3 separate regions of the Mus musculus genome follow, and all the other regions are linked to region 3. The links are chromatin loops, found by intact Hi-C in ENCODE. Cell type or tissue: heart. All regions are shown on one strand. Region 1 has its middle 2.9 kb from the start of D730003K21Rik. Region 2 has its middle 8.7 kb from the start of Gm31559. Region 3 overlaps Tgfbr2 (transforming growth factor, beta receptor II).

Region 1 (2,500 bases), 240 kb before region 3:
AAGTATGGGATAGTTAAGGGAGAGGGTCATGGGCAGGTACATGTGATCATAGTACGTTTTACCCATACATAAAATGGTCAGAAATAAAAGTTGGGGGGGGGGGTGAATGGAAAAGGAAACAAACATGTAAAGATAAAGAAAGAATGCTTATCGTATTATTTTTATTTTGTAATAGTTCATATGGGTTATATGTAGTTCAAGAAAGCAATGTTCACACATGCAGCTGTGTTAGCACACGGTCACTATCCTCCTTTGTATATTATCTGTGGAGACCACAGTTAGCATGGCTGAGGTGTCACAGAAGAAACAAACCAGTTTTTCCATATCATATAACATCTACTATAGACCTTTCTAGAAAATGTTCGCCTCCCTGTGGTCTAAGGAAGCTATATCTGAACCAAGAAACAGAATGGAGTATTCCCTAAAAATGCAATAGATCTGTCTTGAAAATGAGCTAAGAGCTACAGCTTGCCCACATGCCTATCACGCTCTCAGGCCCGTGAGTGTGATGACGTTAACATGCTCTCCCCCCCCCCCCCTCCCATGGGCAATGTTCTATGGTCTATATATGGAAACACACAAGAAGACAGAATAGCTGCTATGGCTTTAATCCCAACATAGTACAATAAACATTTGTTTCTGGTTGGAAATAATCTCAGGTTAATATCCCTGGAGGCAGAAATGGGAATTAATATTATTAGTTTATTAAATATCTCATTCAAAGCACATACTTTAAAGTTTTAAAAGCTACATGGGAAAAGAAAATATAAACAGAGGTCATACCCAGACCTCCCCTCCCACCAGCACACACAGACACCTCTGTTCTATGTGAATCCGCTGGTACCCAGTTTGCAAGTGGCTATGACTGAGGGTGAACTGAAAGTCTCATGCTTCCCACTCTGTACCCTGTGAAAGGTCAGACATCCTATTGCTAATAGCTAGGACAAGCAGGCAGGGTTTGTGGCCTACTGTGTTAAGAACTCTGTAGAGGAAGATAGTGGATCGTTAGGCATTTCCTTTTGTTTGGGGAATAGCTGTTTGTTCATTCACTCTTGGGTCACATGTTGGGAGGTCTTGTTTACTAGGGACTAGGTGACATGCCAAGGAACTTACAGGAATAGGGCACCAGGGATCACACAGCATCAAGCAACACTTCAGCCCTGTGCCACTCCCCTACCCCTGCTCTGCATTCTCTCCCAGAATAGCCCTCTCTGGGGACCATAGGTCCCAGTGGAACAACGCTAAGCATTCTGGGTGCCATTTCACAAGGCAAGTCTGACTGTTCACAGCAGCTGGAAAGCAGACACATCCCCCAGGCTCATAAATGCACGTTCTGTGTTCTGCACCCAACAGTTCCCGAAGGCGTCATCTGTAAAGCTCTTACCAGGTAGAGCTGTAGCATTCAGTAGCAGGCCTGCTTTGTGGTGGCCACATACCTTTCTGGTACTTCTCAAAGGATATTTATTTGGGGGGAAGGGAGGTCTTACCATATAACTCTGGCTAGCCTGGGACTCACTTCTCCGACTTACTAGTCCTGCGTGATCTGCTGCAATCCCAGCTTGTGGGACAAGTGGACCGTAGCACCAGACAGAAGCACTGGTAAAGTTGAGCAGGCTCAGACCCTGGGGAATCTCAGGACAGCAGGAGTGGGGCCAGCTCCCTGCCAAGCTTTACTTGTTCTGGAACATGTAACTATGACACCCCACTGAGAGAGCCATGGCAATCAGTCATGCAGGGAGAACCCCTGAAGTCCTTCCCCATACAGATAGAACATCTCTAACATCTCAGACTGAGACAATGGGAAACGCCTACCCCTGGATGTACTCCTAAAGTGTTTAGAAGGTCCTAACCTACATGCAATGAAGTACACGAGTTATTTCACCAAGAATCGTCTGAGAGAGAGACTGTCTTATTGAGCTGCAACACTCTGGGAAAGAGTTTTCTCTTCCGAAGAATTCATTGCTGCACCTCGGATCCACCAAGCATGGGCTCGTGCCCCTGGGGCTTGCGGCTGTGGCTTCTGGCTGCTCAATGCTGACCACCACCGCTTGCCACCACTGCTGATGCTGGCATTGGCGCTGCTATGGTAGTGGGAGAAACCCTGGCTACCTCCCCAGCATGGGATTCTCTTCAGAGAGTGGCAACACGTTGGCTGTTCTGGCCAGATCAGAGCCCTGCAGACCTTTTGTTCAGGCTAGACCAGGGAGCCTCAGAATGTATCTGTTTTGATTTCACAGAGAATGATATCAGGAGAGCCCTATCTTGGACTGCATTCTGCCTACCTTGAGCAGCTGTAACACCCCTAGCTTCGAGGGAGACAGGCAGCCTGGCACTAGCTCACCACATGCCTGCTTCATCCTCAGTGCAGAATTCTATTGTCTAGATTTGTAGTAGAAATTTATGATCCTAATAAGCCCATATAAAAGACACATCATCCAGGTATTTTATTTACAAACCATGTGCCTAGAGTGGGCAGATCCAGGGCTATATTAACTGATTT
Region 2 (2,500 bases), 300 kb before region 3:
GAGCTCTAGAATGATGGTTGCCACGATTTTGGGGTACATATCAGATAGATGCCTTGTGAGCTCCTAACAAGAAGGAAGTGAAGTGTGTGTGTGTGTGTGTGTGTGTGTGTGTGTGTGTGTCCACAGACTATGAGTGGAGGTCAGAAGGCAACTTTGAGAGTTGGGAGACCAAACTTAGGCCATCAGTCTTGGCAGCAAGCACTTTTGTTCATTGGGCAATCTTACTGGTCTTTTACTTAGACTTTCTTTCTTTCTTTCTTTCTTTCTTTCTTCCTTCCTTCCTTCCTTTTTTTTTTTTAATAGAAATAGAAAACCAACTTAATACTGGAGTTCACAATCCTTGATCTATAATGTAACTCATTTTACAAACCCACAATAGCTCTACATGGAATATTTTCTATATTATACTGTATTATCTAGTATATATAATATACTTCCATGTTGGAAGAGCTAAGTAACACCCACAGCAGTTACCACCATGTGTAGCGAGAGATGGGTGGTCTGTTCAGAGCCTCAGAGCTGATTGTGGGGTGTAATCACGAGCCTTCTGCTTTGGGGTCTAACGACGTGTTTGGAAATGTGGGTGTGGCTGACTTCTCCACAGTCTGAAGGTTTCCACTGTTCCAGATGGCCAGTAAGGAATGCGTGGCCCACCTCTGTGGGATTGAGGAAGCTAGGTGGTATTTCTCGGCAAAGAACACAAAGGAAGTTATTTATGACTTATGCGTTCTTTCAGGTACTAGGGGTGTTTGATTGTATTCATAAGTCGTCTATGAAACAAAATAATGTGTTGGAAAAGCAGAGCTCACTCACGGGGATAGTGATTTTCCCGAGACTAGAGTGTCGAATGACCCCTCCGGGGAGTAGAGGCACTGGCTTAGCCCTGGCAATGCTACAATAGCGTGCCTTCTATATCAAGACTCTGAGGCACCAGGCCGTAGAGCCCCGGCTGGCGCACTGTGAGCACAATTTAGAGCTTGTGATGATTTGAATGAGACACATCTCTTAGGCTCCTGTGTTTGAACACGGCCCCAGCTGGTGGCGCTGTTAGGGAGGGTTGTGGAACCTTGTAGGTGGTGAAGCCTCACTGGAGGAAGTGGGTTACTGTAGGCTGGCCTTGAGGTTTTATGAAAGCATTTCCGGTCTCACTTCATTCTCTGCTCCCTAACAGAGAAGGGACCATTCCTAAGAACCAGCTCCCTCAAGATCCTGCCTTCTTGTATTCGCCATCTGGAAGGACTGTTCCCCACTCCCAGCCGTACCCCTACCCCCACCCCCATCCCCACCCCTTAAGCCATGAAGCAAAATAAACTGGTTCTCCTTTAAGCTGCTTTTCGACCAGAGTGAGAAAAGTAATTCAGCAGAACCTAAAGAAAGGTGTCCTGCCAAGCCTGGCCAGTGTGAACAACAGAGCCAGCAGAGCCAGCAGAGCCAGCATTCCTGTGTTAGACTCTCGCCAGCATCTCAGGCATACCCCATCAAGAACTCTCTGCGAGACAGCCCTGCGGAAAGCCGAAGCCGAGCTGGTGTTTCTGGGGGCTACACTGGCACGGAGACATCAGATACCTCCAGAGCACAAGCAGCCAGGCACAAGTGCTCAAGCCAGTTAGAAACAGCGGCAGCGTCTAGGGAGAGGTGGAGTCCCCGGGTTTGTTGTTTTCCCCTATCAAATTTCTTAGAAAATAGTTGAGGTCAGCGTGTGTTTTGTATCACTTGCATGGAATGCAACAAAGAAGGAGGAGACCACTTTAGTATGAGCTTCGGGTGGAGGGATAAATTTTACTCTCTCTTTATGCTGTGGGCAATGTGTTAACATGCCGCTGGCTGAATTACCCTCGACTTAAAACACCTGAAAGCAATAAATCCAAGTCCTATCAGGTGACTCATGGGAAAGGCATGCCGCTCTCCTCTTCCAGTCCACAGTCCGTGAGTGTGCATGCCAACCACCATCACCTGGAGGCTCATTGAAAACGGTCCGCTGTGTTTCTGATTGAGTGTATTTCTGGGCTGGAACGTGGCCCAGGAATTTGCATAGCAAAGGAACTCCCAAGATGATGCTGACATTGCAGCTCTGGGGTCACCCCCTAAGAATCCTTGTCTTAAGTAAGGGGCTAAGTTGCAGAGCAATGGAGACACCACAAAAACCTGACACACTGACACATGTGTCTATGATCCCAGAGCTCGGAAGATGGAGAAGCCAGAAGGGGTGGAGGAGGTGGCAGCCTGAAGATCATAAGGAATAATCTAATACATATCAAGATCAAGGCCCCCCTTGGACAGCCTCAATAATAAACAAACAAATTCACTACCCCCCAAAAAAGGCTCTCTTAAACCCAAGATTACTCACACAATTCTCTTCTCGGGGACATACCAGGGATCCTACCTGTTAAGGTTCACAATATTAGCCCAACATTTAAAACCATTTTTAAGATCCAACAGATATGCCACATGTCCCACCCAAGAGCTACTGAGACTCACAAGGCTGCTCTGCATCCCTTGT
Region 3 (2,500 bases):
AGCCTCACTGTGTTTAATTTTTGTCGCTCTGCTGCTGGGTCTTCCAGCTTGCCATGGCAACACCAGTGGGTTCCATTATCCCAGCCTCCCAAATAGCGGACAGGATTTGAATGGCGCACGCTGCCCATACTGTACAGCTGTGTCCGGGGACTCTTTGAACCCTCCTTTTCCTCGATCAACACACTGTCGAAAAAGTTAGTTGAGCTTCTTTAGAACTATTTGGGAGGTTGCAGAGAAGCTTAGATTCCCCAATAAGCAGAGGAGGTGGTTCCTAGCTCCGCCCCCAGGGGGCATCATTTCCAGCAAGAAGGGCATGGCTGCAGCTGCCTCACTGCTCACTCCTAAGCCTCCAGACTTCCCATTACTCACACCCACCCCAGTCTGGAAATGAAAGCTGCTTCCAGTCAGGATCCATTGTAAGAAAAGTGCGTTCGTGAGCATGGAGAGATAGCAAGTAAAAATGGTTGCACCACAAGCAAGACGACCTGAGTTCAACCCCTCCAGAACCCACGACAAAAGTCATGTTCAGTGGGGCACTCTTATCATCTCAGCCCTGGGAAGACGAACACCCCTGGAAGCCCAGGGCTAGGAAGATTGTCTCCAAAGCAGGGTGAGCAGCACCCTGAGGAACATCTGACATTGACTGACTTCTGGTCTCCATCACAGGTGCACCCACGAACACCCACACACACGTGCACACACTAGAAATGTGCATTCATTTCACCCTGTTCTGGGAACAGATTGGATTGCACAAAACTTATCTGATGTTATGATTTGAAATTGACATAAATTGGACATCAGGAGACCACCTGTGTGTGACCTCATTAGGTCAGGGCTCTTTGTATGCATAATAAGTTTCATCTGCCTCTGCAAGGGAACCTCTCTGCTCTAAGAATCTTTCTTTATGGCTACTGGTCTCTGCATGGTCCTAACCTTGGCAGAAATTACAAGTGCATATTTGAACAGGGGTCACACAGGACTCCTGTGTAGAGACAGGGACTCTGTGTCCACTTGGATGAGAGCAGGGAATGAGCTTTAAAAGGAAACTTGTTAATCCCCCAACAAATGTGGATGTTGCAAACCAAAGTCTGTCTTGTTAAGAAATTGTGTTTTTGAAGCGACTTATTTTCAACCAAATAGGAGCATGATTGGAGAACCACCAAGGGGGCCTTTTGTTCTGTTTGGTCAACATGGTCAAATTGGGGGTAGGACAAAAATCTATGTGTTCTGTGGCTTCGAACACCATGGAAACCCCCAAGCCCACTTGCTTCTTTTGGATTGCCAGTGCTAACCCAGTAGCTGTTGTTCACCGCCCTCTAGCGGGGAATTTACAGAATGCTGGTCCACTAGTGGGATTTCTAGGGTTCAAAAGTGACTTCACTTCCGGGTCATCATCAGAAACTGGAATATGGTGTCATGTTACTGTGGCTTGTTTTGTTTATGTCATTTCTTTTCTTTATTCAAGAAAAAGACCAAGGAATAGCATCGCTGTCATTCCTCAAAGTGTTGACTCTTGTTCACTACTCTACATAAAGGGAAAGTTTTATTCTTTTATTGAACACTTCGGCCATATTCATGTATTCAAATAGGAATGTGAATGAATGCACAATATTCTTTTTATATCAAAACCTAAAGCACTTATTTTCAATCTATGCAGTGTTTGTCTTTTATATAAATAAAAATGTCTAGTAGATCAAATAAATCCAAAGTCCGCAGACCACCTTGCCTCTTGTTGCTGTCCCCAGTAGCTAAACCCACTTCACACACCAGACTATTCTTCAGCATGGCCAAAAATGTCCTTTTGTGCTCTTCCACATGGATTGTCCATGAGTAGTACTGTGAGCGCATTTCCCTGAGCAGATGTGCCATGTCTGATCACCTCAGATTGTGTCACCAGGGACAGAACAAAGTAAAGATCCCGTCAAAGTCCCACTTGTCAAGCAAACAAGTTGTCATGCTTACTAACAGAGTCTGATACAGGGCAAGTTCCAGGAGTGTGAATCACCCACAGAGTTTCACCCCCACATGAACGCTGACTTCCCCAGAGCTGCACAGACTAAGCGCCCTTCTGTTAGCCTCCCTGTCCCCACACACGCTAGCTCATCCTGAGACCATAGAATCACTTGCAGCTTGGCCAGAAAGACAGACATCCGGGAGGAAGGTATAGAAAAGTGTGGGTGGGATCTAAGGGAAGGGTCTGATGACCTCTGCTTCTGGGAGAGAATATGGCAACAGCCCCGTCTTGGAGGTCTCTTGTGGGTAGTCACAGTGCTCTGATGGAGACAGCTTGTGGAGTGTGTGAGTGTGAGCGTGTGTGTGTGTGTGTGTGTGTGTGTGTGTGTGTGTGTGTGTGTGTCAGGGGTGGGGTATTTTACAACAGACTCATGTCTCTTTAAAAACAATCCAGGAGAGATAAGGCAGTTGTATAAGCATGAGGAAATGAGCTTGGCCTTCAGATTTGAGGCAGAAAAAGCCACAGGTGATATAATATGCTTATAAC

Evidence for each region. A loop is a pair of places that touch in the nucleus more often than their neighbours do. Peaks named below come from ENCODE experiments on the same cell type or tissue, not always from the same donor. Only the 100,000 strongest peaks of a DNase experiment are listed, where the experiment ranks them.
Region 1: it touches region 3 in a loop (2.6-fold over the local background); 7 of 42 quality-filtered maps call a loop at or near these places.
Region 2: it touches region 3 in a loop (8-fold over the local background); 18 of 42 quality-filtered maps call a loop at or near these places.

What each region holds. Positions count from the first base shown.
Region 1 is chr9:116,323,210-116,325,709 of GRCm38, reverse strand. No RefSeq gene overlaps it. Among named protein-coding and RNA genes, the nearest start is that of D730003K21Rik, 2.9 kb to the left of the region's middle. In heart, no CTCF peak of the experiment used is centred here; DNase peaks (open chromatin) are centred at 1,229 and 1,539; H3K27ac peaks cover 1,079 bases.
Region 2 is chr9:116,382,963-116,385,462 of GRCm38, reverse strand. No RefSeq gene overlaps it. Among named protein-coding and RNA genes, the nearest start is that of Gm31559, 8.7 kb to the left of the region's middle. In heart, a CTCF peak has its summit at 1,033 (motif pointing right); DNase peaks (open chromatin) are centred at 1,042, 1,412 and 1,932; H3K4me3 peaks cover 739 bases; H3K27ac peaks cover 1,130 bases.
Region 3 is chr9:116,086,912-116,089,411 of GRCm38, reverse strand. It overlaps Tgfbr2 (transforming growth factor, beta receptor II), which reads left to right. Exons shown (of 8, transcript NM_009371.3): 8 at 1-1,717. Among named protein-coding and RNA genes, the nearest start is that of Gm31014, 34 kb to the right of the region's middle. In heart, CTCF peaks have their summits at 278 (motif pointing right) and 1,329 (motif pointing left); a DNase peak (open chromatin) is centred at 1,321.